Regions from separate parts of the Mus musculus genome. Here regions 2, 3, 4, 5, 6 and 7 are each linked to region 1. The links are chromatin loops, found by intact Hi-C in ENCODE. Cell type or tissue: left cerebral cortex. All regions are shown on one strand.

Region 1 (4,000 bases):
ATTTATTTACTTACTTACTTATTATGTATAAAACATCTGCCTGCATGTATTCCTGCAGGCCAGAAGAGGACATTAGGTTTCATTACAGATGGCTGTGAGCCACCATGTGTTTGCTGAGAATTGAACCCAGGACCTCTGGAAAAGCAGCCATTAACCTCTGAGCCATCTCTCCAGCCCCCAATACATAATTCTTTTCTGATGGTTTCTGGAAGAGCTGTCCTGTGCAGTGTAGAATATTTAATAGTTTTCTAGCCTTTGACCATTAGACACCTCTATAGAGACAACCAAAACGTCCAGACAGTGCTAAATGTTAAGTACTCATCTGAACACTTAGCTGCTGTTGTAACTGTTAATGTGAGAAACACTTAATTTATCAAAGCTTGTCAGCCCCAACAAAAGCCCCCATTTCCTCAACCCCATCTCCTTCCTCCTTACAGCAACTGACCAATCGTTCCTGACTGTCACGTGAAAGGAAAAGTATCTGCCCAGAACATCCAAGATCAAGTTCTCAGAACAAAGGAGGGACAGAGGGCAGGGGTAAGGGACAAAGACAGGAGGTAGAGGAAGAAGAGGAAGGGGACAAGGGAGAAAGGAGAAAGGAACACGAGGGGAGGGGCATTTGTCCAAGGGGAACAAAAGTCCGCCTCTAGCTAAAGAGGGGACAAATGGCAGATTACAAAGGTAAAGAGGGAACCCCAAGTTAGGAGGATGTGGTTAATTTTAATTGGACATGTTAATTAGGTGAGCCAAAGAGGGCTCTGATTGCTGAACTATAATACTTTGATAGCTGGACCTTGGTAGTCAGCCTCAGAAGTAAGTGGCCAAAAGAACGAACCTTGATGGCTAGCTTTAGGAATGTAATTTATTTTTATTTTATTTTATTTTATTTTTTTAGCAAGGCAGAGGGAATGGGGGAGAAGGGTAAGACCTGCCAGAGCCATGCCCTACATTCTAGAGCTGGCTAGAGTCCCTTCAGTGAAGCCCAGGGCCCACCAATGTGACGAGACACAGTCACCACCTATGTCAGGGATAAAAGACAGAAGCCAGAATATTCTGGCTGAATGTGTTGGTTAGCTGTGTTGGAATTCTGGCACACCATTTAAAAGAAAGAAAGAAGAAAAAAGAAATTACTTTGCTGAATTACTCTTCGTGTGTTCCTTTGTGTGACATAGAGGTTATACTTTTCCCAACACTATGAAGCAAAATTGTCTTATACTAATAGTAGTTGTCATTTATCTATTGCCTACAGTGCCCTAGGGACTCACACTCAATATTTCCAACAAGACTTCCACCTTAAAGAGGGGTTATCATTATCTTCATTTTACAGACAGGGGAATGGGGGCATGGAATGATTTACAAACTTGTCTGGGTTTGTGCCATTGGTAAAATCTAGGCTGCAGAACACTGGGCAAACAGGAGTAGGCACTGCTGTGAGAATCTTTGCCTACCTACCCACTAGAGCAGAGACTGGGAAGCAAGCGAGCTCCCAAGCGGTGCATGCGTTCCGAGTGATGGTGCCAACTTTCCTTTCTAAGCCTTAGTGACTGTTTTCAGTCCTCATCATAACAGTAACAGGATTCTCTTAGAAATTAAATGCAGCCGCATACGTGAAAGTACTTAGCTGGTTTCTGGCACACGGGTCGCTCTGAATTCCTTTTCCTTCCTCTCCATATAGCCCCATGCCCTTAGCACTGAAAGTAGATCCTGAACACCTTGGTCAGACAAGCCCACTGGGAAATCTAACCTTTAAGCGATCTGTACTTTCACAGATCAGAATTGAGCAGAGCAATCTCCCTAGAAACAGCCTGCCATGCTGGCGTCTTGTCCCACATTGCTAATGACCAACAGTACCAGCCATCAGCACTTGCCAGCTAAGCCAAAGGGGGCTTTTAAATCTGCACTGATTGGATGCCATGGGGCTGGGTTGACAAGTAGCCTCCTGCTCCATTTCTAGATGCGAGTCAGTGAATTAATAGCTTGCCCCATTGTTTTCTAACACAGCCAATTAAGTGAACAGTCTGAATGTTTTGGCCAGCAGGCGGCAGCCTTTGCTAACATAATGGTCGGTACTCCTCTGTCTGGCAGAACCCCACCAAAAACTGGGTGCCTGTGAGGTTTACATGGTGTAGCCTTTAAATTGGGACGGGGCACAAATCTTGGCAGATAGAATTCCGAGAACTGGAATGGGGGCAAACCCCGTGTTGGTTTTTATCCATCTCCAGCTGAAATGGAGAGTTTTGATTCAATTGTGAACGCAAGTCAAAGATAATTTGCAGCTCCCACTCGGGACAGCTAGAAACACTGCTCACACTCTTCATTGCTTTAAAACTGCAGTAACTGTGGAACCTGCTGCTAGCTCTTGTTATTTAGCACATTAATATAGAAGTACACATAGAACCATATCACATATCTGTTGGTTTTGTTTTGACATTTTAATACCTACCTTTTGATACCACTGGCTTGCTTTGAGTTGTTATAGACGGTTTTATTTAGTTTTAAGTGTATTTACTTTAAAGCATTTTTTTTAATGATGAGAAATCTACAGACTTCACCACTCTGTCAATAGGTCCATAATTTAAAACCAGTACCAAGAGCATCCAGTGACAAGGCTACCAGAACAGTCTCTAGAAAAAAGAGGATCAAAAGATTTTTTTTTTCTTTTTTGTACTCAGTAGCTGTGACTTTACTCTTATCCTTCCATCTTTTCCAAAGATGTGTGCCATATCTGTATGAAACTGTTTGCAGCGACGCCTGGCAGAGTACACTTTAACCTCAGGGTGAGATTTTGGCGTATTCAGATCACATTACTAACAAAAGCTTCAGTGTCTAGGATGCCTGCCATCCCTGCCTAGGGAAGGAAGAGGCACCCGCTCTTCCAGCTGCTTTCACATCTTTGTTCCGCTTGATTTATTGCCAGGGCTCAGGGATCCCCGTCGACAATTACTTCCTTTTCGGCAAGAAGCCCTGCGTTCCCTCGAAGCGTCACTTCTAGAATCTAGTCTCCTCTTCTTCCTCCCTTAAGAAATATTCTGAAATATGTTTAATAGGAGGGGGAAAAGTGTTCTTAAACACCCCCCTCCCATCTTCTTGTTTCCTTTCTCCCAAGTAAGGGAAGCCACACTAATTGGGCAGACCCAGCCTGGGGCTAGGTACATTGTCCATTTTCCTGATACTTTATCCCTGAGTGTTGTCATGGAGACTACAGGAACCAAACAAGTCCACTGGAGGAATGTTACCTAACACTTTCTCATTCTTGGTCGCTGAACCATCTTCCCAGCTGGATCTTCCAACTGCCTCTATCCCCACTGCTCCCCAGCCTTGCTTTTTCCACCCCTAAGTAAACCTGTTTTTTTCTGCTGTGCTAAAGTACCATAGTCCAGGCAACTTAAGGGAAAGAACTTGTTTTGGCTTACAGTTCCAGAGAGATAAGAGTTCCTGTTGAGTCGGGCGTCATGACGCACACCTTTAATCCCAGCACTTGGGAGGTAGAGGCAGGCAGATTTCTGAGTTCGAGGCCAGCCTGGTCTACGTCTACAAAGTGAGTTCCAGGATAGCCAGGGCTACACAGAGAAACCCTGTCTCGAAAAAACCAAAAAAAAAGTAGAGCCATGGTAACAAGCAGCAGGCACAGCCAGAGTTTGAAGACCAAACTGCAGCCATAAGCACAAAGGGAGAGAAACCAGAAACTGCAGGAGGCTCTTACTTTCAAAGTCCACCCCCAGTGACATACTTCCTGAAGCAAAACCACACCTCTCCAAACACTTTCACCAACCGGGGACTGAGTATTCATACCTGCAATTATTACAGAGGACATTTTCATTTGAACCACTGCTACATCCCGTACTCCCTAAAAAGACACCAACAGCATCTGCAGTGGCAAAAATAACAAAAACAGGAAGATGCTCTCTTATTTCTTGAAGGCTGACGCTGTCCCCGTCATGTGTCCTTTCGACCAGCCATTGAGTATCGGTAGTGCTCACCAAATCTGTATCCATAGGGA
Region 2 (4,000 bases), 840 kb after region 1:
CCCATCTGCCAGAAGATCGTGACGCATGAATTTGCTTTCTCCTCTGAATTATAAATCCCCAAAGGCACAGCAATGCTGCTCACAAACTCGAGAAACCTAAGTAGAGTCTTAACTCTGGAACATGAAACAAAGCAAAATCCAGTGAAATGTGTGGAGGAGTCTCTGGGCATCTTGTTCCACTAGGCTGGGTCACTAAGACATTGTCTGCAAAGCTCAGCAGCTCAGAGTTCTCCTCCAGCCTTCAACCCTCCCCTAGACTTGCTCTGTCCTGCCACTCTCCCATACCAGGCTGGGGTTTCAGCAAGCACCACGCCAGTGCTTTGCTCTGCATGGTCACTGATTCTTGAGGTGTTGGCTCCGTGCTTTCTGAAGCACGCAACCTTTAAACAGCCAGTATCTCCAACTCCAGGGCTTTTGAGTCCCTCTTCTTATCTCTGTAGACATTCTTATAATGTGGCTTACCCACAAATGAACGTGTGTGTGTGTGTGTGTGTGTGTGTGTGTGTGTGTTTGTGTGTGTGTGTGTGCTTTTGCACACACACACATATAAATCAAATTATTAAAAAAAACTAACTGATGAATCTCGAAGCATATAATTCCCTCATGCTCTTCATTCAAACACACCCAACAGGTGCTAAGGAGGCCACATAAAGACAGGCAACTGCTTCACTATCTACTAATCTATTATGGTCATTCCATTTGGGTTTTAAGTTAAAGGCAAATAATCTTGGAGCCTGGGTAGCTCAGTGGTCGAGCACTTGCCCAGCATACACGAGGCTTTCCGTTCTGGCCCAACACTACAAAAGAAAAACATTAACTAAAAGGCAGGTAGCCTAGAAGGCACTGTGGACATGGTCTTCAGGACATGGCCTGGGTGGGAAAATGATGCTTTTAGCTGCCTGCTGCCCTAGGGTATTGTCACCAGGTACTCTCAAAGGAACCCCACTCACAAATTACTATGAGGGGGATTAAGTTCCAGCTACTTGGATACACTCCCTCTGAGGAGTGATAAAGCCAGAGAAGATGTATGTGTGCATACGTGTGCATGTGCATACACTTTTGTGTGTGAGATGAATCCTGAAGAACCTTGCTTTTCTAACAATCTTTTATGCTTTTCCTCAGGGATTGGGTGAGGCTGGGATGTTCCTGGGGTCCTCAGTTTTATTTGCCATATATGATGCCGTGACCACTGCCCGCAAGGAGAGAGGGCTGAGCGACATCTTCCCCTTGAATAGCCCAGCAACACCTGAAGTGATTCGCATGGCTTGTACGGATCAGTTTACTGAGATGGTAAGGGAAGTCCCTACTGTCCTCAGCCCATACATGGACTTTAATGTTCTTGATTTGGATGTTGTAACCATGACAACGTTGCAGGTCACGTCCATCTTTTTCTATGAAAAGTCTCCTTTTGCCTTCACTCACTGCTTCCTACATGCCTCTAAATGTCTTCAAAGGTTGGCTTGATTGTTTCAGACTCTAAAGAAGCAGCACACTAATAGCGAAGGGACATGGTAGATTACCTGCTTAAATATTTTATCAAATTGCAATTGATGTGGACTTCTGATTGCCTCATTTACAAGATCTCTGGCCTGCTCAATTATGCAGAAAGTATCTGTTATGTAAACTAATAGAAGTAATTGAGATGAGACTGTCAGGTCTCTGGGCACACCTCTCCATGTCTTGCTATCACACACTCTATAGGATACTGCTCTACTTGCCAGCTGCAAAAATCACACCCAGAGCTGTCCCAGAAACCATCTCTCATGGCACTGCCTCCTACAGCCCGCATGAATCATGGGTATAAAGCCCAATAGTACAAGCCCTTGAGGTTACTATGCTGCTCAGTGGCTCTGGGTCATCTCAGACTTAAGTTTATCAGGGTGAGAGCTGGGGTATAGCACTCAAGAGGCCCTGCATTCATTCCATCCCTGACACCGAACCAAAACAGAAAAGACAGGATCCAAGCACAATGACACACACCTGTAATCCCAGCACTTGGGAAGCTGAAACAGGAAGATCCCAAACTCAAGGCCAGCCTGCGCTGAGCAGAAATACCCTGTCTCAGAAAACAGAAGCATATCTATATGAGATGTGTATTGTGAAGATAGATGTGACTAAATGATTGAAATATAGAAACTATATACAATAAAAAGAAGAATTAATATCAATTTGTTCTGTTTTTTACATGCCTTCAGATTATAACAGTTTTTTTGTGTGTGTGTAATAACACTTTTATCTTTTGATCTTTTTTTAGATTCCCAGAGATGACCCTTCAACATTCACACCTTGGTCCATCCACGTGTCTTAATCTTGTGTCTTTAAGAAAAAGAAAAGCCATGCAGCGGATTCAAACTAGCCCCAAACCAGAGCAGCATATGGGTTGACGAGAATTTATCAAACATGATTTTACTGTTTTTTAGTTATTCTCTGTGATTAGGTTATTGTGTGATTACATGTTAAGATACAGATTTCTACAAAATTGTGTGGCAAAACTTAGAATTGGAAATTCTGATTTAGTTTTCATTGTCCTGAAAGTATGCATCATGGTGAGTTTTTAAACCTAGCTAACTAACCTGGGGTAGCTCAGGAGGGCCTCCTTGTGTTTTGTTTCAAGCAGCTATGTTTGAAACCCAACAGAGCTGTCTGTTCCAAAACTCTCTCTAGACTGGAGTCTCCCAAAACCAGCACACCTGAAAAACCCACTTTCCAGTGCTTGCCACTTCCTGTGGTACAGACGCTATCATAAGAGCAAGCAGTAAGTGCTCAGGGAACCTGGACGTAGAGCTGGAGACAGGTTTGAATACAGCTTGTCTCCAAAGGTGTGTGCTGGAAGCCTGGCTCCCAGGGTGGTACTGTTGAAACTGTAAGAGGTGGAGCCTATTGAGAGGTCATTGGTAAGGGATCAATGGTGACAGGAAGGAATGGACTAGTTCCCCAAAACCTGGCCCCTCCTCCTCTCTGCCAGTGTGAGCCATTGCATTTCTAGTGTGTGATGCCATCTACTGGGACAGAAAGGAGGTCCTCACCAGATGGGCAGTCTTGTGAACTTGCCTCTAAACTATGAACCAAAATAAAACTCTTTTCTTCACAAAGTACCAAGCCTCTGGTGTTTTGTTATAACAACACAAAACATATTTAAAACACCATCCAAAGTTTCCAAATGGCACCCACCCCTCCTCCACCGTGAACTAGGTACATGATACAATATTCCTCTCCTAGGCAGCCACACTGAGCAAAGCATCAGTCCAGGGCCACTCATGGGTTTGGCTTTAGCTTAATGGCTAAAGATGAAATCAGAACCACTTCTTCTTTTTACCACCAAAGTAACACAAAATTCGCAAAGGTCCTTTCTCTTTTGGTTCCGTTCTACCTATATTACATTGATTTTCCCAAGGAAATGCAACCTAGGGCCTCTCTTGGGAAAGTTAAAAGCAGAAATAAACAAACTGAATTGTTGTCAAGGAACTGTGTGCTCAGGGCTAAGGCTCTCCTTTCTCTAAACTCTGTAGACATCAATGGCTATAGCTGAGTGGTGGAAGAACAAACTCGTGGCAACTTTAATAAGTTTGAGACCAGATTAAAAGAACAGGCTGCTGGCTGGAGAGGTGGCTCAGAGAGTAAGAGTGTTTGTTGCACACACATAAAAACCAAGATCCTGAGCACCCACAAAGAAAGCCACCCAGAGCTTATGCCCCTGTATCTCCAGTGCTGTGGAAGGTAGAGAATGGCTGGCCACCAGCCTGGCTCTAGGATCACTGAGAAGGTCTCTCTTAAAGAAATGGGTGGAGAAGACTAGAACAGGACACCTAGTATACTCTTCTAGCCTCGATGAATGAACACACACACACACACACACCTCTTACAGTTTCAACACTACCACCCTGGGAGCCAGGCTTCCAGTACACACCTTTGAAGATAAGCTGTATTCGAACCAGAATAGATGGGGGAGCAGGACTCTGTACTGTCGGGGACTTGTGTGCAGAAAATGCTCTCAGCCACT
Region 3 (4,000 bases), 970 kb after region 1:
TTTATTTGTAACTCACCCTCAAGCTTTCAGACATATCTTGGTTTCTCTCACAGTCAGGTAGCTGCATGTTACTAACCCGAAAATAATAGAAACTTGATTTTCTCTTTAACTTCTATTTCAGATTAACTGCTCCCTTAGTGTTTCTCTGCTTTCTCAAATTTCTTTCTTTCTTTTCTTTTCTTTTCTTTTTTTTTTTTTAGTGGCTAAAACCTGTGACTTTAAGCTCATAGTTTAAAGAAGAATTTGAACAAAGAGGGCTAATAGAAGGGGGGGGGCACTCCTAAAGTCCCTGATTTCACCTAGACTTTGTGGAGATATGTGAAAGTGACTCATTTATAGAGTGTCTCACATGGCATAGGTCTGGGAAAAGAGTGTGGGTAGAAATCAGATTTCAACTTAAAGAATTATAGAATGAGATTCACATTAATTTTTTTTTTTTTTAAGGTTTAGCAGAGTCTTAGATTGTAGCTCAGGATGGCCTCCAAATGCTAGGATTAAAGGCCTGAGCTCCTGGCAATCTGGGGATTGAATCTAGTACTCCTATCAGAGGCTCGCAGATCTCCTCTGAGTTTCAGGATAGCCAGGACTACACAAAGAAACCCTGTCTTTAAAAAACCAACACCAACAAAAGTTTTTTGTTTTTTTTTCGAGATTCTCTGTATAGCCCTGGATGTCCTGGAACTCACTTTGTAGACCAGGCTGTCCTTGAACTCAGAAATGAATTCTGCCTGCTTCTGCATCCCAAGTGCTGGGATTAAAGGTGTGCACTGCCACCACCACCCAGCAACAAAAAAAAGTTTAAATGGTATTCTTTGAAAACTGGCATTGGCCGGGCATGGTGGCATACATCTTTAATTCTTGCAGTTGGAGAGGCCAGTAAATAGAGGTCTAGTTAGTGAATTCCAGGCCAGCTAGGGCTACATAGGGCTGCTTCAAAAAGATGAAGCACACATTAACCTGTTGAGTAGTTTTGAGGAAATGGAGAATGGGCTAACTACTGGTTTTAAGGTTGTTTCTGGTTTTCTACCTTTCATAGAAAGTTTGACACAGATGACAGCATCTTTGTATATTCTCCATAGTCTGTCCCCCGGTTGTGTATTCCAGCCTTTGGTAGGTATAGTTTTAGCCAATAGATTTTCTTAAACTAAAGCAGTTTATCAATAATGAAGGAAATTGGGGCTGGAGAGATGGCTCAGCCAGTTAAGGGCACTGACTGTTCTTCCAGGTGTTCTGAGTTCAAATCCCAGTAATCACATGGTGACTTACAACCGTCCATGAGATCTGACGCCCCCTCCTGGTGTATCTCAAGTCAGCTACAGTGTACTTACATATAATAAATAAATCTTTAAAAGAAAATAAGGAAACTATTCTCTGAGTTTGTAGATTCCTAGCACTATCTTGATAAAATTGTATAACTTTTATTCTTAGCATCTGGGAGATATCACTTAAATCCAGATAAAGTGGTGTGGCATCCGCCTGTAATCCAGCACTCATACTACAGAGGCAGAAGAGTTGCCAATGTTAACTGGACCATCCTAGGATGCAAAAACCAGTCTTTGAGTGCCTCCCCCAATAACAAAAAAAGGGGGGGGGCTTATGGCCTGGTTCTAGGGATAATCATCCAGGGTTGCCTGGAGCTAAGGGGGTTTTAAAGACAGGACTTTCAGTAAAACCAAGAGAATCTTGGAAACATTTTCACTCTCATGCTGTATAAAATCAGGAATTGTCTAGTCTCAGCTGAAAAATGTGAAAACTCAGATATCATGAGTTGCCCTAAATTGGCAAGTTGGAAAGCTGGGGTGCACGGCAGTGGCTGAGTACTGCTTGGTGTGTGTGTGCCCTGGGTTCATCTCTAACCACCAGGAAAGAAGCACCTGCCTGGGGCATGTGACAGGTCTTAATTCAGTAGAGGCTAAGTGCTTTCTGCTTCGCATTATTTAATACTCAGAAACTTTTTGGGATAGATGTTAGTTTGAAAGGGAATATTGAAAATGGCTGGTTTCTGCCTTGCTGCCCATGTAGATGATCTGGGTTGATTCCTAGCACCCATATCAGTCAGCTCCCATCTTCTTGTAACTTAAGTTCCAGGGGATAACAGTGCCCTCTTCTGGTTTCCTCAGGCTCTAGGCATAGGCATGTTTACTATTTAAAAAAGAAAGTGGCTAGTTGCACAAACACAGGATATAATAGAAATCATGATTTCAGCTGGGTGGGTTTTGGTTGTTTTGAAACAAGGTGTCTAGATAACCCTGACTGTCCTGGAACTAAATATGTAGGCTAGGCTGGGCTGAAGCTCACAGATCCTCCTATTTCTGCCTCCTGAGTGCTAGGATTAAAGGAAAAGCTACTGTTAACGGGCACATAAAAGAGGAAAGAGCCCCTAAAACTTTGAGTAGTGTGGCAATAGCTAGAGAGCAAAAACTTGTCTCAAAAACAAATAGATCTGGGTAGTGGTGTCACACACCTTTAATCCCAGCACCCAGGAGGCAAAGGCAGGGGGATCTCTGAGTTCAAGGCTGGCCTGGTCCACATAGTGAGTTCTAGAACTCTGTCTGGGAAAAACAAAAGAAAGAAGAAAAAAACAGGGCTTGGGGGTATTATAGTTCAGTTAGAGTGCTTGTTTGACGTGTATAAAGCTGTTGAATCTTATTTTCAAAGCTATTAAGATAGGGAAAGTGAAGGATCCTGAATTGAAGGTTTGTTTAAGCTACCCTGTAGCAAATGAGACCCTGTCTCAAAAACAAAAAGGACTGAAGAGATGGCTAAGTAAAGTGCTTACCATAGAAGCATGAAGACCTGAGTTTGATCCTAATAGGGCCAGGCTCAGTCGTACTTGCACAGCATATACAAGACTGGATTCTAAAATCTGTCCAAGGCTAGGAAGATGCCTGTAACCCTGTCTCAGAAAAAAATTGAAAGAAAGGCAGAGGGGAACTTGGGTGTGCAAATTCCTGGAGGAATAAAGTATGCCCAGTATAAAAAGGTTAGTATTAATTTTTTGTTTTTGAGATATCATTATGTAGACCAGGCTCTGGAATTCAGAGCCACCTGACTCTATCTGCCTTTCTAGTGTTGAAATTAAAGGCTGTGCCACTGTGGCTGGTATAGGTTTGTTAGCGTAGCCTGGTAATAAACAGTGGGAGCAGGGAATCCTAGCACATTGTGCTTACAGAGTAGAGCAGCCATGTAGTTCTTGACCAGGTAGGAGGAGAGGCATCCTGCAGGAGAGACACTGAGTGTGTGTTGAATCTTTCTCCTGCCATACTTAAATTTGCCCTCTTCCACCTATTGAGTTAAATGAAATTCAGTAATTTGGTTAGCTTATCCTATTTGCTGGTTTGTGTCATTTTTGATAAGCTTCTTGAAACTAATTTTTTCTCTCTCCCTATCCAGATGAAAAAGAGAGGTTTGACCCTACTCAGTTTCAAGACTGTATTATTCAAGGCTTAACTGAAACTGGTACTGATTTGGAAGCAGTAGCTAAGTTTCTTGATGCTTCTGGAGCAAAACTTGACTACCGCCGCTATGCAGAAACACTCTTTGACATTCTGGTGGCTGGCGGAATGCTGGGTAAGTATCTGGTTTTGTGGGCCTAGAGGTAACGGAGAAGCCAGAAAATGAGCTTTGACAGTGCCAACAAGAGGAATGGGACTTAGTTGTGCTGTGTCTCCTGTCTGTAAGCTAAGGGTTGGAGATAGTGAGATAGGTTGGACTCTGTCCCAGCCCTTTTCTCCTTGGCGACAACCCATCTCCTTCAGATGTCCAAATGCTAGGAAAGCAAATAGGAGCTACCATACCTGGCTTCGGCAAACTTTTTAAAAATGTATTTTTTGTTTTATGTGCTTTAGTGTTTTGCCTGCATGTATTTCTGTTTGGGGTGTCAGTTCCCATGGAGGCGTCAGTTACCCTAGAACTGGAGTTATAGACACTTGTGAGCTACCATATGGGTGCTGGGGATTGAACCCAGTGCTCTTAACTACCGAGCAATCTCTCAAGCCCC
Region 4 (4,000 bases), 520 kb after region 1:
AGCCAGAGTCCAGTTTTCCCGATCATGATTTCCGCTCCCTTCTCTTAATTCTGAATTCTGTCCTCCATATTCTGACACTATATTCAGCATGATAATAATGACTAAGCCCCTGAGCGCTCTCACTGGCTTCCGTGTGGGACACTGGTCTTGTCAGAACTCACAGCAAAACTCTGGCATGAAGTTACTTGTTATAGACCTGACTGAAGATCGTCCATGGAGTGAATGAGTCAGTAGCATACACTAGTTAACGGATATTTTAGTTAGCATACCCATAGTCCACCTGTGGCACTGAAGCACTGCTTATGTAGAGGAGACTACTGTTGCATCAGGGAGGGAGAGTGGGCATAGAGTACCCCCAAACCACAGGGCCTCAGTTCCCCTATCTTTTGACTGCCAGGCATGCTTTGCTGACTGCTTTCATGTGCAAATGCACCCTTTCAACTCCATGTTGAGATTTTTTTCTGACAACCCAGGTTCACTGGTTCTTGTCCTCCAAACAGCTGAGCCTGCTAGCCACACAGGCATCTGTTTCTTCTTTTGCCAAGTACAGGCGAATGTTTGCTCTCTCCAGAGCTTTCTGAGGTCGCTGAGTGTACCCAGAGATTTAACAGGAATTCCAAATGTCAAGTCACATTCCAGGAAGGAAGGAAGAGAAACCCATTCAAATAAGAAAAGATGAATTCTTGGGACCATAGTCTCTGTTTACCCTGTCTGAGACTCTGAATTTATATCTTACAAATCAGAAGGATTTTTTTTTTTTTTACACAAGTTCTATGTAGCAAGATTCTGCTCAACCCCTGAAAAATGGCAGTTGGAATGTGGCAGCTGTAAAGGCAGAGGCAGAAAATTCTTACAAAATGAAAGAAAATGGCTGGGCCAGGTAAAAAATGTGCCTGCTTTGTCAGAGTTCAATCCAGCCACTCCTGTCTTCTCCCACACCCTCAGGATACCCTGGAGTTAAGAAAGCTCAGACACATTCCCAAGAACATAGCAAACACTCCCAGGTCACTGGAAAGAAGCAAAAGAATGATAAAAAGTATTCAGACCTGATCACATTGTTTCCTAGACTTTAGCCTTAGACTCTGGCATGTGATCATTTTTGAATTTGCATTTTAAAATGGTAATTAGATACTTTAGGTCTTTGAAATAAATACTCTGTCACATTTCTTCACGTCTGTAGAACCGTTTGTTTAATCCTAAGGATTTGAATCGTATTCTAATGTCTCTCACTGTATGAATGTATGCATGCGTGTGTGTGCATGTTCAGATGCATATGTGTAAATGGAAACCAGAAAAGCAGCTGTGTTATTGTTTATCCTTGGTTTTGTTCTGTTTTTCTTCTTTAAGATAGAGTCTCTCGCTGGTCTGAGGCTCCTAGGCTCGCTTGTCTCACTAGCTAGTGCATCCCAGGGACCCACTGTGGCTGCCTCCCCAGCCCTGGGATTACCAGTGCGCGCCAGCTTTTTATGTGAGTTATTGGTATCAAAGTCAGGTCTTCATGCATGAATGGCAAACAGTTTACCTACTGAATGATCCTCCGGCCCAGTTTTATTATTCTCAATAAAAGAGTGGCAAGCCCCCTTTAAAAGTCCTAGAACTATGAATACTCCTTATGTCTCTACTTAAGATACAGAAGTCAGAGGAATAGACAATTCTAAGACATTTCTTTCACAGATGTCAGAACCGTTGAATACTAGTAATGCATGCATAACTTCAGAACTCACCTATATTACACCACATAGATCTGCAGTCAAGACTCTGGAATCCAAACCCCAGGGAGTTCCCAGTTACATTCCAGATTTACACTTCACTGGAGAATCTGCACGCTCCCACTCAGGGGCCATGAGAAAGTCCCCTGCACACAGTGTGTTTAACCACTAAGAAACTGAACCTCAGGAGATGCTCAGTTTCAGGGAAGAAACTAGTAACACTAGTCCCCATGAAAAGCTCAGTCTTTACAGACAGGTTCTATTCATCTCAGAAACAGGAGTTCTAATTACACAGTCAGGTTAATGGGGAAAGTTACCAGCTACAAGTTTTTGTTAAAGTGATGGACTTGAGAATTCTATTTTTTCTATAAGCCTAGATTTGAACCTCAATCTTGATTTAATCATGACAAACAGACACGGCATTGTGTCCACCACCACCTTTTACACTCTGCCTGCTTTGCTGGCTTACCTAGGGTGCCCTCATGTGTCTAGCAAGAGAAATGTTTTTGTTTTTCAACAGACATTCTAGTGACAGCACATAAAATAATGGAATGGCTTTCCCCCTTCCCAGTCCAGAGTAAAACCTAAAATCCATGACTAGGAAGGCCATGATTCCAAATGACCCCAGGACAGAAAGATACTGATACAAAAAAAGAGCTAGCCGGATGCTCCACCATCTCTCAGTGGTCGCTCACCAAGTGACCAACAGAGTCGATTTTTCCTGAAAATACTGAGCATTTTATTTGTTCTAATGTTTGAGGAAAAACACGTGTGAAGGATTGGTGAGTCCTAGGGTCATTTAGCTAAGAATTTGAAGCACAACTTTAATAACTTACAAGACATTATAGGGTTTTTTTTTTCTTTATCCTCTTGCTTTTCATACCAAGTCTTTACAAGTCCTAAGAAATGCGTTTGTGTATTTATAGTTTCTGAGGCTTAGTCCCCATCCACAAAGGCTCATTGCTGCAGCTCCCTGGGCAGAGCCGTGGGGTGCGAATTGAGTTACTCTACAAATGCACAGCACTGCTCCCAGCTACTCTCACCACGCAAGCTTCCTGCATGTTCTCTTAGCATCATTTCCAGAAGCCCCTTTATCTAAGGACTGTCTCTTCCCATAGCCTAGAAGTCCAGTGCTACCACCAGGTTCATATTTTATAGGAGAAATCGCCACACTCAGATTCCAGAAAACAAAATTCTAAAGAAAATTTTATTTATGTGGGGAAAAGTATGTAGTAAATTTCCACACACACACAATTCAGAACCATGACTGTGGCAATGACCAAAGAACCAAAAAAAAAAAAATAATAATAATAATCTTGTCAAACATAAAATAAACCATCCTATTTGAAACCTGAGATACTCAACTTTGAATTAGATTTATGACATACTGGAGCCCCACTAGCCTGTATCCTTAAACACGTCTCTGTTTCTCCTACACACAGCCCCAAAAGTCTACAAATCACAGTCAGGTCTCTTGTAGCAACTGCACCGTGTCTTGGTATCTATTTTCTGTGTTAGTTGCTTCTCTGTTACTAAAGCAGCAATTTAAGAGAAGGATTTATTCCAGCTCATGATTTGAGGGCACAGACCATCATGGCGGGGGCAGCACAGCGGGGGTCAGCATGGCGGAGTGGCAGCTCGAAGCTGCTACACTTAGGAAGCAGTGATGAGTGCTGGGACAGGCACTATACCTTAGTCTTTATTAAGTAAATGCTTGATCAGAAAATAAAGTGTTCCTAAAAGCAGGCATGGCATGGTGGCACACACCTGCAATCATCCTAGCACTGGGGAGGTGAAGGCAAGAGGACCTGGAGTTCAAAGTCACCCTAGCTACCTATCAAGTTTGAGACCAGCTTAGGCTACACGAGAGAGACCCTCTTCAAAAAGCTGTGTTATTTCTAACTTTGTACTAAGATCAGAAATGTAATTGGGAACGCAATGGATAGAATTCCTCTTGGCATTCTTCAATTCTTTGTTGATTTCCTCCCTCTTAGTTCCACTCCTGCCTGCAATTGCCAGCTCCAATGTTCTCCTACTTGTCCGTACCCCCTAAGGAGGAGAGGCAGATATGTGCTCAGGTTGAGACACCCAGAAATCACAATTGGTCTCAGCAGGGGGGAAAGCAGCCCCTGCCACCTGCAGAAGGCATGGGGGCGGGGGGTGGGGGGAGTCTGAGGACATTTCTGATTGCTGACCAGGTGCCACCACCAACCCTCCAGTGCAAGTAGAATGACCAAGTGCTATCTGATCCAAAATGCCAACAATGCCACTGTGCTAGGTCTATCAGTGTT
Region 5 (4,000 bases), 540 kb after region 1:
TCCTTAGGTCACACCCTGTCTGTCATCCAGCTCCTTCGCTTTAAAACGGACAAGGTTGTGGGGAAGAGCTCTCTATGGAATCTGAAACGGGCTAAAAGACAAAGTTTAAGATCCTCACCCCTGGAAATCTGCAGCTTCTACACTTTCATAGTAAGTGAAAAACTTACTGCTAAACTCAACTGAATCCATGCCAATTCAGTGTTACTAAATGATCAACTAAAATCCTTCCCCACAGACACCAACTTCACCATATGCCATTATGAATCTGAGAAAAGGACAATAGACAAAATTCATTAGGAACCCAACAAGGTCCAGGCCTCCAAAAACACTTACTGGCGTGACCTCCTGCTGCCTTAAAGTCCTGGAAGTAGCACTCTAACCAATCATGAAGCAGAGCAACCAACTGGTTCACACTGTTCACAGACACCTGCTCTCTAGAATTTTCTCATGTTCGTACATAAAGATTCATCTCTTGCAAGATCTTTCTGCGCGGAATTGGTACCCCTGCACAACAAACTCTCATACAGATCTTACACCATGTGTTTAAATCTCTATTTTTTTTTAATTTTTATTTTGTCCATAAGCCCAATAAAAGCAAAGGCACTGCCATTCTTAGTAATCTCCATTTACTGAATGCTTATTGTGTATCTGACACTGTGAAGAAACATTACCTAATTCATAGAAAAACTTTATCATACAAATTTTACTGTCCCTACTAACACAGAACACTAGGGGCAAAAAATTCACTGATGTGTGTGGTGTCTACACAGACTTGCCTGATAATAAGCAGTGGAGCCTGTCACAACCCAGGGCAGCCAGGTGAACCAGAAGGGCCAGCTTCAGGTTCTCACGGATGCTCCCACAGACCATCCCTTTAACACAACTTCCACCTGGTTTAGGCCCTTCACTGACTATCAGCTGCCATTTGGGGACCGCAGCCCAAGGCCAGGCCCCGTGATGACACTCCTCGATGCACCCACTGAGGACTCTGTTGTGAGAAGGCAGGGTTCCCGCACGATGCACCAAACCGTCGAGGATGTCTGCTGAAAAGGCAGACTCCCGGCCACATCAGGGTCTGATTCACAAAGTCTGAGAGGTGGGGACGGGCGCCGACTACACTTTTGAGAAACACAGCTCATGGGGCTCACGCCCCTTCGCCACGGCTGGACAAAACCGGGAAAGATGGGGAATCACCAGGCCCCGCCAAAGTCTTCCTGGGCCAGCGGACCCCAATTCGGTCTACAACGAAGCCTGGTACCCAAAGCGCCCGTTTCATCAGAGAGGCCGGCCGGGGCCTCCCTCAGGATGCCCCGCAAGGCTTCGGGGCCCGCCACCCACCCGGAGCCCGGTTCCTCCACACCGGCGGGCGGAGCGGCGACTGCTTACTGACCTGCGGCCGCCAGTCCCTGGGCGCAGCCGCCCAACGCAGCCGGGCCCGGACGCGGAAGTAAGCCGTCGCCTACTCGGATGCTCCACGATTGGTAGAGCGGAGCAACCCGCGGCGCCCCCGTGCGGTCCCAACGTGCAGTGCGCCAAAAGGGAGGCCTCGCCCCGGACCCGCCCCGCCCACGGGACGGCGGTGGCCACGCCCCAAGAACGTTCCTGAATTTTCCCGGAGTCTAGGCCCCTCTGGTGGAACAGGATGTTTTCCAGCCCCAGGGGAAGCTACTCCATTAACATATTAGAACTTGGATCTACCCATTTGCATAGTTTGTGGCGTGCAAAGCTTTTCCACAAGGCACACTTTATACCTGTAAAAGATGGTGGTTGGTTTCTAAAAATATTTATTAAATCTTTGGAAATTTCATACATCAGAATTAAGATGGTAGTTTTATTCTTGTTACAGGAAGGAAAACCGAGGAGGGAGGACAACCCTCCATTCAACATTCTTGCACACCCAGCACTGTATTAAGTCGCTTGTAGAACTATTTAATTTCTTCTTAATAAAACCCCCATAACACTTAAATCTTCCAACTGTATAGGGCTATGTATTTCAAGATGAGTGAAACAGTCCTGTTTTCCGGGCACTTCGCTCCTTACTAGATTCTAAAGTCCTCTTTTACAGGTCTTAGGAAAGAAGCCAGCCAGAAGTATGGCAGCCTGCCCTTCAGCTAAAAAGTCTTGGGAGACAGGGAAGGTTTGTTCAAGCTGCCGTGATTTCTCACAGGATAGAGACCAGGCTCTGAGAATGGAGCGCTGGCCAAGACAGTGTCAATAGTTTACATTTTAGTATTTTTAATCACTGTAACCAAAAGACCTGACACACACAACTTAAAGGAGTGAGGGTTTATTTTGGCCCTGAGTTTCAAAGGTATCAGTTCCTAACAGCAGGGAGCATAGAGTCCCAACCCATGGGATGACGCTAGCCAATTCAAAGTAGTATTTCCCTAACAGTAGTCCTCTCTCCAAATGCCCACGTAGACACATGTAGGCATTTGCCTCACCTATCTTATCTGGGAAAAAAAAAATTCTGCATTTTAAGCATAGCTGATCGATCAGCTTTCCTAGTGTGGTGTGAAAGTAGACATAGACAATGAAAGAAACTGAATTGAGCAGTGCTGTATTTCAGCTTTATATGGGCAGTGAAAGTAAATTTTCTTATTGCATGAGTCAGGAAATATTCTTCAAAATGAGATTTCTTTTTTTTTTGTAACATTAAAATATGTAGTATGTATTCTTAGATCATGGACTGTAGAAAGCCCATGGCTGCCTCCTCTTCCTCCTCTTTGGGGCGGGGGTGGGGGTCAAAACAGACACCAATCAAAATAGTTACAGAGGATAATGGCTACCTCAGAGTAGAGGCAGGGCAACGTTGAGTTGAAATGAATGAAGCTTGAATGGAGAGTCCCTCACTGGTTGGTAGGACTTCACTCCAAGAGCTAAAAACGTGAATGTGTTCACTTTCTGAAGAGACTCAATAATAATATTTTAGGGGAAAAAAGAACTTGGAAATTGGTAGAAAGAAAAGAAGCTAGTATACCTGAGGCTGGGGTAGGCACTGGGATATAGGGAAAGGAGAGAGACACAAGCTGAACAGTTAGGTTTTTAAAATCTTTTTTATGAATGAGGGCTTTGCTATGTCAGCTGGGCTAGCCTGGCGCTCACTGTCCTCCTGCTGAGTGGTGGAATTACATCTGAACCAGCTGAGGCTCTTGTCTTAGTTTAAGCATAACAGGAAACCATTCTGGGCTGAAGCAAGGAAGTAATATGGGGTGTGTGTGTCTGTCTGTCTATAGACTGAGATAAGAATTTACGGGAAAGGTATACTATTGAAGCAATTAAGTGTTGTAATAATCTAGAGGAGAAGAGTAATAGCTTCTATCTGACCTGTGATGGCTACAGAGAAAAGTAGATGGATCCTTGCTTGCCTTCCTTTCTTTCTTCCTTCCTTCCTTCTTTCTTTCTTTCCTTATTTATTTATTTATTTATTAGTCTGTTTTTTTGTTTTTGAGACAGGGTTTCTCTGTATAGCCCTAGCTGTCCTGGAACTCACTTTGTAAACCAGGCTGGCCTCAAATTTAGAAATCTGCCTTCCCTGGCCTCCCTAGTGCTGGGATTAAAGGCGTACACCACCACCATCCGGCCGGCCGGATCCATGCATTTAATACACTTAGAAAACAAAAATGACATGAAGTCAACTAGTGAATCACCCAGGATGTTTTTAGTTCAGGTCCTTGAACAAGCATCAGACAACAGGATGAGATTAGGTAGGCAAGACACTCACTGAGGACAAGCCTGTGAGGGAATGATAGCAAGGCATGGAGGAGGACCTGAGAGAGATTAAACTGGATGCAAGCTCAATCCCAAAAGAGACCAGGAAAGGAAGGCTAGGAAAGGCTGTGTTTGTGGTGCAGTTCTTAGAAAGCGTCAAACTGGATGTGATGACTCACACATAGAAACACAGATTTGGGGGACACAGGAAAGATGATAATCATAAACTTTTAAGTCAGCCCAAACTACACTAAGTTACAGGCCAAGATGGGCTATGCTATAAAACCAA
Region 6 (4,000 bases), 680 kb after region 1:
AACCTTGCAATGCAAATGTGCTACCAGGTATTCCTTGTGACTCTTGTAACTTTGCACTTCCTTGTGACTCTTAACTGGTATCTTTGGTATCTTCCAACAACGCCCTCCCCACTTCCTTGAGTTGTGGTTTCTTCCTTTAAATACCCCCTTACCCAGCTACTCGGGCACCACGGTCCTCTACCCCTGCGTGGTGTATGACCGTGGGCCCGAGAGTGCTCTTGAATAAAAATCCTCTTGCAGTTTGCAACAAGACCGTTTCTTGTGGGTGATTTTGGGGTGTCGCCTCTCCTGAGTCAGAACGTGGGGGAGTCCTCACGTTGTGGGTCTTTCAGTACCACTCTGACAGTCCTGGAGAGCTTAAGCAGCTGGAGTGTCAGGTTGGAAGTCCCCCCCCCCCCAGGATGCAGATGTAAGAAGTGAAAGACCGTGTGGTGCTCTGCCTCACTGACAATATGCTATCAGAAAAGAGTTGAACATTTATAGATTATGCAATTAGCCATTATATGCTTCAAAATTCTTCAGTTAAGAACATAAAAACCCTAATAAAAATGAAAGGACACAAAAAGAAATAGAAATATGCCCTAAATATATAGCAAGTAGATAAGATAAGAGAAATGCCAGCTAACTGTGAACCATCCTCAGATACTGGAGAAAGGGAGGGTGGGGTAACAACGGAGATGAGAAGCACACCCTGCCATACAGGACTTGTATGGCGCACGTGACTCAGGAAAGAGTTGCCTCCAGCAAGATACTCACTTCTAAGCCAAGAATTCCAGTCAGAGAGTTTGCTCAGCAGGAACCCTTGCTCAATACCCTTCTTCCCTACCCCACCACCAATCCCCTTTCTGATTTCACCTAACTTACTCTAGGATCCACCCACCCCCCTGTTTCTCCTGTTGTTCCTTTTCTGGCTTCATGACTCACATACTCTCCTCTCACCTAACTGCATGTGTGTGTGTGTGTGTGTGTGCGTGTGTGTGTGTGTGTGTGTGTGTGTGTGTGTGTGTGTGTGTGTGAGAGAGAGAGAGAGAGAGAGAGAGAGAGAGAGAGAGAGGGAGAGAGAGAGAGAGAGAGAGATTTCGAACTGTTATGCAAACGAGGGGTGGGGCTCAACCAAAACAAAATATGCATGAAATGCTGTAAGGAAACCTCTTACTCTGTATTCTAATTTTAAAATAAAAGTTAGCAGAATAAAATCCAGAAGCAAACAAGCAAACAAACAAAACCTGCTTAAAATAAAAGTAAGGAGAGAGAGGAATGAGGGAGCTGGGTAGGTGGACAGGTTGGCTCTAAATATGCAAAAATAGAGCTCAATTTCCACTGCATCATATTTTTAACACACTCTCTCTCTCTCTCTCTCTCTGTGTGTGTGTGTGTGTGTCTGTGTGTGTCTGTGTCTGTGTCTGTGTCTGTGTCTGTGTCTGTGTCTGTGTCTGTGTCTGTGTCTGTGTCTGTGTCTGTGTCTGTGTCTGTCTCTGTCTCTGTCTCTGTCTCTGTCTCTGTCTCTGTCTCTGTGTCTGTGTCTGTGTGCTCACCTGGGCACTCAATGCCCAGAGAGAGCAGAAATGTTCATACCCCTGGAGCTGGAGTTACAGAAAGTCTGTGTTGCCCAACAAAGTAGCCAGTGCTCTTATCTACTGAGCCCTCTCCTGCCCTGTAGAATATTTATAACTGGAAATCTGAGAACAATTCACAATGTAAATGACTGTCAGGCATGTTTGGTAGTAACATTCCCAGTGCCTCTACTGTGCAGCTGCTGCTTTAAGCTCTTTCCCTGCATGGGCTCCTTTAATCCCCACATCAATCTTCCCCTGAGGAAGATGTTTTTGTTGTTGTTGTTGTTGTTTTGTTTTGTTTTGTTTTTTCCAACTCCTAGGTAAATCCACTGAGGTACAGACAGCCAAAGTAACTTGGGAGAAAGAAAAAGGAAAACAATTTTGAAATCATGTGAATGGTTTAATTTCACCTTTTAGAAATTAACAAAAATATTGTTGAGAAAGTAACAAAAATCCATGTGGGCATTTATGTGTGTTCATAAATGCCATCTAACCCTGCAACAGCATGCGTGAATCTGGTTGCTAAATGTTGGCACAGAGAAATTCTACTTTGTTGCTTCTCATACTTGTATCATTTCTTAGAGCATTCTTTGTATAGTTTAACGGCAAAAATAGCAAGCAAATACACTTAGTGTGAAGACATAGATCTGAGAGCAGTGAAGAGCAGCCCATCGGCATCCCTTCCACGTCACCGATAACAGCGCCTTCTTGTTGGAAAACGCCCTCTAGTGGCTAGCGCCTGGGGCGTGGAGAAGTGAGTCCGGAGCTGGTGCTGGGCCAGGTTTTAAGGAAAGAGGGAATTGGAAGCAGGAGGAAGGTTGGGAGCGATGATGGGCAGGGCTGGGTGGGAGGAGTCCTCAGGCAAAGCCACAGAGCAGATTTAAATCCTGTAGGGCAATTCGGTCTCCTGCAGAGCACAGCAGTTCATCTGAGAGGTGGACTTAGACACATTAGGTACAGTTGCACAGAGTGTGGACGACTATCCTCAAGTAATGTCTCCTTCTAAGGAGTCAGATGAGCTTATTTTCTTTGTGAATGGAAAAAAGGTAAGTTCTCTACACTGTAATTAATAAATGTACATAAGAAACTCTGGTAGAAGCGATCTGTCATTAGCATTGCCAAAATGAAGGGCTGTGTGGGGTCGGGGAGTTGTTGCTCAAATGATCTAGCGATCTGCTATGCTTCTTGGGGAACAAGGGAGGGGGGGAAGAGAGAGAGAATCTATAATGTTTTGGGACTAGTAGGGAGAAAGTGTGCAGCTATGTGTCTCCAAACCAAGCCTTGTCTCATTTGAATGCACCTAAGCACTGGGCACTGGCTTCCTTGCAAGAGAATCTTCTAACTCTTCCTCAATACCTCTTCCAGCTCTGACTCAAACTTCTGTGCCACCCAACTTCTGCTTTCACATGTATGCACAGATCCAGAGTCCAAGGTCTTTAGGTTATTTACAAATGCTTTTAAACCCTTGGGTCAGGAAGAATGGAAGAGAAAAACCTACTGGAAGGCCAGGTGAACTGTTAATTTACATGTTAACACCTTACTCCTTTAAGATTGGATTCATGCCTGTAATGCCAGAATTGGAGGGGGGTTGAGGCCAACTTAGTCTCAGAGTGAGCTTCAGGACATCAAGGGCTATGCAATGAGACTCTTGTCTCATAAGTAAATAAGTAAGCAAGCAAATAAACAAATGAAGGGTCTTGTCTCACTTAAGAAATGAAGCCTTTTCTTCTTTGTCTTGAGCTCTTGAGACCTAGACAAGACCTAAAATGACTGCGGTACTGTCTGCATATATGCTGGACGTTCTTGACGATTGTGTATGATGTGAAGGTCCACAGCCTGTTCTCAGCACTGTTGGCACAGGGAAAAGGGCAGTCAGAGTTTAAGCTGAGCTTGTGGTATTGTGTGGGGTGTGCGTGAGGTGTGTGTTTTGTATGCTGTGCTGTGAAGGCTCAGGGTGATTGTGCAACGTGGCCAAGATCTCTTGGCTAACAAATACTGGGGAGAACTTGGCTTTCATCTCTGGGTTCCTTTCTTTGCTCTGTGATCCCTTCCTGGGGGAGGTGACCATTCGTCTAAGACACTAATGCTAAAGGGAGAGGTGGGGCTTTCCTGAGTGTTTTCCTAGGGCTGCTGAAGGAATGCTGTTTGTCTGCTGCTGTCAGAGCTCCTGTTTATTTAACTTTTCAAAACTGGATGGAGAACACAGACCAAAAAACAAAACAAAACAAAACAAAAATATTTTGGTGGTAGTGATAAGAATTAAAACTCTTAGTTTAATTCTCTGTCTTCTACTATAAGGTAGGGATGCACGAATTGTTTAAGTATATGGCTCTTCAACTTTTTATTAGTCTCTTGAACCCATATTGTGCTAGAATTCAAAGGTTTGTTAAATCTCTGTTGCTCCTCTAAAACAAAGCCAGACATTTCCCTGTCAAAGTATAGCC
Region 7 (4,000 bases), 350 kb after region 1:
TCATACAATGTACTTTTTTCAAACAATTCTCCAACATCTACTTAAAAACACAAATTGGTTTTTGTTTTTGTTTTGTTTTGTTGTTGCTGTTTTTTCACATTCCATTTCTTTGGGTTTTTACCTTTCCGGGTAATATTAGTACAGATCTATTTTATATGATTTTAAAGATTGTTTACTCTTGACTCATCAAAACGCTGTCTTGTTAGTTATTTGATGTGCAAGACGCTTTTACTGATATTTCAGCAAGTGCTTTAAACCTTAAGGTTTTACTTTTTTTCAAACCAAATTACTTTGAGCAATCAAAGGTCTGAGTTTGATTTGAAACTCTCAATAAGACGTTCAGCAGTCTGATTTCTCTTGCTACGCCGGGTCTAACTCCTGAAAGATAGCATTGTTTCCTTTGGGTTTTCAGACCGTTGCCCTTTCTGGGCAGGGCCACCACGCCCTGGAGATGAGCTGGAGTCAGGTTTGTCCTTCGGTAACTGTTACTCTGTTTTTACATCAGTCCCACGTTTTGACTTCTCTGCTCTTGGCCCACAAAGCAGTTATTATTATAGGTATGACTTACTGGAAAGCCACCCTCAAATATGAAAAGGCCAGGCCTGGCTTCTGAAAACCCTTTCATCCCTCTGGTCTTGAAAGCATTTTTTCTGTCAGACTTCAGTAAGCAAGTTGGATTTGGAGTCCCAGGAAGGTTATGAAGTGGTAGAAGAAAGGAATGAAGCCAGAGTTCAATGTTATTTCCAAAGCCCATCCTGAGGGAAACGATAATTTATTACTTGTTTTTGGAATTCTAGTCATGGGGGAACCTTCGCTCAAAACTTAAACGACTTACTTTGCAAGAAGCCCTGAAATGTGCACCACACTCCAAGTTGAATCATTCCAAGTTACTAATTAATTCTTTCAAATTCAATAAGCAATAGGGTGGCATTTGTCCTTGACTTGTACAGAAGCTGGCTTTTCCGTCTGCACAAAGGTTGGGCCAGACTGGGTTCAAATTCTTCCTCTAGTTACTAGTTGAAAACTTAGACAAGCTATTTAACTTTTTGTCTCCTTTCTTTATTTGCAAATAAGCGAAAAAAAAACATACCTACCCACTGAGTTTATCTGAAGGGTTGGATCAGATACTAAATAAAGCACACTCATTCACCAATCCAGCCTATGGGGTGGGAGAAAACTCCCAGTCAGGTAAGAAAATGAGTTATTTCCTTTCATCTCTTCTTTTAATCAGAGTGACCTTTGTCAACTGGGCTATGATGTATTGTAGATCCGAATGTTACCTGAAAGTGTAATTCGTTTCAAATAACGACTCCCTTAAATGGAATACAATTCCGCTGTTCTGAGCTTGAGAGGCGAAACCGACTGATTTGATATTTGTAGAGGGCTGAGAGCCAGGAAGCCCCCCACCCCACTCACCCAAGGAACAGTTACTGCTCAGAGAAAGGGCGGCTAGGAAGTTACCCTTCAAAAATAAACCTGAGAGCAGCCTGCATTTCCCTCTGCTGCCTCTGGAAGAGGTGTGCGATCTAAAGTGCGTCCATCATGAATAATGCTTGCCTTTCCTCTCCCAACTACTGCACTCCCAGGCAGAAACATCACCAGCCGCTGCCACTGGGTAGCTCAGGGCAGCTCAGTGGGTGATCACGCACGATTAGATGCCCGCGTGAGACCCGGAGTGAAGACGAGGAGCCAAAACACTTCAGCTCAGTCTGATTTCAAAGGTCGGGCTGAGCCCCCAGAGCTCATCCCAGGGCCTGATTTTCCGCGGCTTTTCCGAATAAGCTATCTTTGTTTACATTTGAGCTTGGCTCACTCCCAGAAAGCATTACTACCTTCTGTCCGGAGAAGCATCTCGCCTTTGCAGACGGTGCTGGGGCAGCAAAGTTCGTTTTCCTGGGTAGGGAAGAGCGATTCTCTTGCTCCTCACGCGGGTAGTACCCAGTGTTTGGACAGTAGTGGGCAGTTTAGGGTAGGTGGAGGTTTGGAGGGGAAGGGGAGAAGGTTGGTGCGGGGCAAGCCAATGAAGTGCTGAAGCTGTATGGGGGATTCTTCTAGAAAGTAGGGTGGGAAAGGAGCTAGGGAGGGCGTGTGGAGGGACAGGATCCGTGTCAGAACGTGCGTGTGAGCGGATACAAAACCCAGGGAGGCGTGATCGGCGGCGTGTGTGCAAGCCCGAGCGAGGGGCGCCGGCGGGGTGTGTGCTCCTGGTGAGTGACACGGAGGGGCGGGCGGCCGCCGGGAGGGGGCGGCTGCGCGGGCGGGAGTGTCCCTGCGTGGGGCTGGCGGCGCGGAGTTGAGGCAGTGAAGGAATCCAGCCTGCCCAGCGGCCCAGCGGCCCTACCGCCGCTTTCCCTCAGCTCGCTCTCCGCGCTGCAGGGGCCGCCAGCGCCGCGCCCCGGCCCGGGACAGAGCAGCCGCGCTCGCAACGAGGTAAGCCCGGGTCCCCGGGTCGGGCGGCTCACCAGGGCCTGCGTGGCCAGGGTGGGGGCGATCGACCAGCCGAGCGCCCGAAGGCCGCCTCCCGGGGCACTGGGTGTGGCCCGAGCTTGGCCGACCGGACGCGGAGGTCGCGGTCCTTGCCTTCCCCCGGCGGGTGGTGGGGACAGCGGCGGAACCGATCGCGGACTCGGCCTGCCCTGCTCCACGCGGGCGCCCCCCTGCGCTCCAGCTCCGCGCCGCCGATCTGCCTGCCCGGAGCGGGGCCGCAGGTCCCGAGCGCCCCGCACCCCTCGGCACCGGCGGGATCGGGTCCCAGCGTTCGCGTGCGCGCGTCGAGGGCGCGCAGGGCAGGCGGGAGGGGGCGCCCAGGCCGCCGGACCGAGCGATGTCATTGCAGGGTCTGGGCAGAAAAGCCCCCCGGAGCCCGCGGGCGCCGCGGACTGCAGCCCGGAGCGAGGGTCGTTTCTGAGTCGCGGAGACAACTTGAGTTTTGCGCATCTGGGGAGATAGCAGAGCTTCTGGCGCTCTGCTGGGAGTTCCGTGTTTACTGCGGACACCGGGGTGAAGGATCCAGCCTTCACCTGGACGGGAATGCGACGGAAACCTCCCATCCTTTCCTTCCTCCTTGCGAGTGGAGCCTTCCAGTGCGCAGTAGGGTCGGCATTTGTGAACTTGATGGGTTTTCGGCTCACAGCAGTCCTGGTTTTTAGCAGGTGCCAAGGTTGTGGAGACCTGACACACTCATTAAAGATTCTTTGTAGACAGCATTTTGCTTTGAGTGCAGCACAATCTCTATAGTGTGAGACTAGCGAAAAACCCTTGAACTTCAACCACAGCGCCGTCCTTTCCTTCCATAAAACACATGTAATATTTCACTTGCTTATTTAAAATACTAAAGTATCTGACCCCTTTGCAGCCCCGAAGATTTTAAAGGGGAGAGGGACACGGAAATTTTAGAATTTGTGCAGAGATAGAGTAAGGTCGTGCGGTCTTTATACCGTCATTCAATTTTGTTTTAGAGGAGCATTCATTGCTACTCAGACTCTGTTTCCAGAGAGTAAGCAAATGTGCAGTATGGCAGAGAAAAGAAAGGACAGGAAGTCAGAAATAGAAAAAGACTATTCAAGTAGTAGAAAAAAATATTTTGAAAGAACTCTTTAAAAAGTTGCCTTCTGGATAAAATATTTTATGAGCCTTATGAAATTGTGTTACTTAACCAGAAAGCACTGTTCTGGGAAGATGGGAGACAGTCTTATCAAGGAACTGTAATGCTTTAAAAAATCTGTATATCTGATGTTTGTTGGTTTTTTAACCAGGAACAAAAAAAATCAACTTTGGGAATGATTTTCTATTTGGACAAGGCAAATACTACTTTAGTCTCTAATTAGAGTTTTGAAATAAACTCAAGCTGGGTTAAAAACCTTTTTCTGTAGAGCAACAGAACAGAAATCATGTCAGATTCCGTATGGCTTTAAACACACACACACACACACACACACACACACACACACACACACACACACACACACGACTAGCTCCAAGGGGGAATTTGCATAAAAAT

What was found. Peaks named below come from ENCODE experiments on the same cell type or tissue, not always from the same donor. Only the 100,000 strongest peaks of a DNase experiment are listed, where the experiment ranks them.
Region 2: a loop joins it to region 1, with 6 times the contacts of the local background. A loop is called at or near these places in 11 of 42 quality-filtered maps.
Region 3: a loop joins it to region 1, with 4 times the contacts of the local background. A loop is called at or near these places in 6 of 42 quality-filtered maps.
Region 4: it touches region 1 in a loop (5-fold over the local background); 37 of 42 quality-filtered maps call a loop at or near these places.
Region 5: a loop joins it to region 1, with 4 times the contacts of the local background. A loop is called at or near these places in 26 of 42 quality-filtered maps.
Region 6: it touches region 1 in a loop (3-fold over the local background); 4 of 42 quality-filtered maps call a loop at or near these places.
Region 7: it touches region 1 in a loop (5-fold over the local background); 22 of 42 quality-filtered maps call a loop at or near these places.

Annotation. Positions count from the first base shown.
Region 1 is chr1:57,427,067-57,431,066 of GRCm38, forward strand. No RefSeq gene overlaps it. Among named protein-coding and RNA genes, the nearest start is that of Gm22371, 6.7 kb to the left of the region's middle. In left cerebral cortex, CTCF peaks have their summits at 1,403 and 2,030 (motif pointing right); DNase peaks (open chromatin) are centred at 1,498, 2,041, 2,894 and 3,191; H3K4me3 peaks cover 920 bases; H3K27ac peaks cover 306 bases.
Region 2 is chr1:58,265,506-58,269,505 of GRCm38, forward strand. Aox4 (aldehyde oxidase 4) reads left to right here. Exons shown (of 35, transcript NM_023631.2): 34 at 1,123-1,290; 35 at 2,255-3,092. The coding sequence ends at 2,308. Among named protein-coding and RNA genes, the nearest start is that of Aox2, 11 kb to the right of the region's middle. In left cerebral cortex, no CTCF peak of the experiment used is centred here; no DNase peak of the experiment used is centred here.
Region 3 is chr1:58,394,283-58,398,282 of GRCm38, forward strand. Bzw1 (basic leucine zipper and W2 domains 1) reads left to right here. Exons shown (of 12, transcript NM_025824.4): 3 at 3,394-3,570. Among named protein-coding and RNA genes, the nearest start is that of Bzw1, 3.4 kb to the left of the region's middle. In left cerebral cortex, CTCF peaks have their summits at 1,287 (motif pointing left) and 2,114 (motif pointing left); no DNase peak of the experiment used is centred here; H3K4me3 peaks cover 86 bases.
Region 4 is chr1:57,947,228-57,951,227 of GRCm38, forward strand. Spats2l (spermatogenesis associated, serine-rich 2-like) reads left to right here. Exons shown (of 14, transcript NM_144882.4): 14 at 1-1,170. Among named protein-coding and RNA genes, the nearest start is that of Kctd18, 21 kb to the right of the region's middle. In left cerebral cortex, a CTCF peak has its summit at 2,188 (motif pointing left); a DNase peak (open chromatin) is centred at 2,179.
Region 5 is chr1:57,968,631-57,972,630 of GRCm38, forward strand. It overlaps Kctd18 (potassium channel tetramerisation domain containing 18), which reads right to left and starts at 1,454. Exons shown (of 7, transcript NM_001159864.1): 1 at 1,391-1,454. In left cerebral cortex, CTCF peaks have their summits at 701 and 1,519; DNase peaks (open chromatin) are centred at 1,032 and 1,503; H3K4me3 peaks cover 1,322 bases; H3K27ac peaks cover 800 bases.
Region 6 is chr1:58,110,711-58,114,710 of GRCm38, forward strand. Aox3 (aldehyde oxidase 3) reads left to right here and starts at 2,426. Exons shown (of 35, transcript NM_023617.2): 1 at 2,426-2,602. The coding sequence starts at 2,549. In left cerebral cortex, a CTCF peak has its summit at 2,280 (motif pointing left); DNase peaks (open chromatin) are centred at 848 and 2,285.
Region 7 is chr1:57,772,595-57,776,594 of GRCm38, forward strand. Spats2l (spermatogenesis associated, serine-rich 2-like) reads left to right here and starts at 2,267. Exons shown (of 14, transcript NM_144882.4): 1 at 2,267-2,430. In left cerebral cortex, CTCF peaks have their summits at 1,506 and 2,629; DNase peaks (open chromatin) are centred at 1,576, 1,861, 2,250, 2,602 and 2 more places; H3K4me3 peaks cover 2,379 bases; H3K27ac peaks cover 2,268 bases.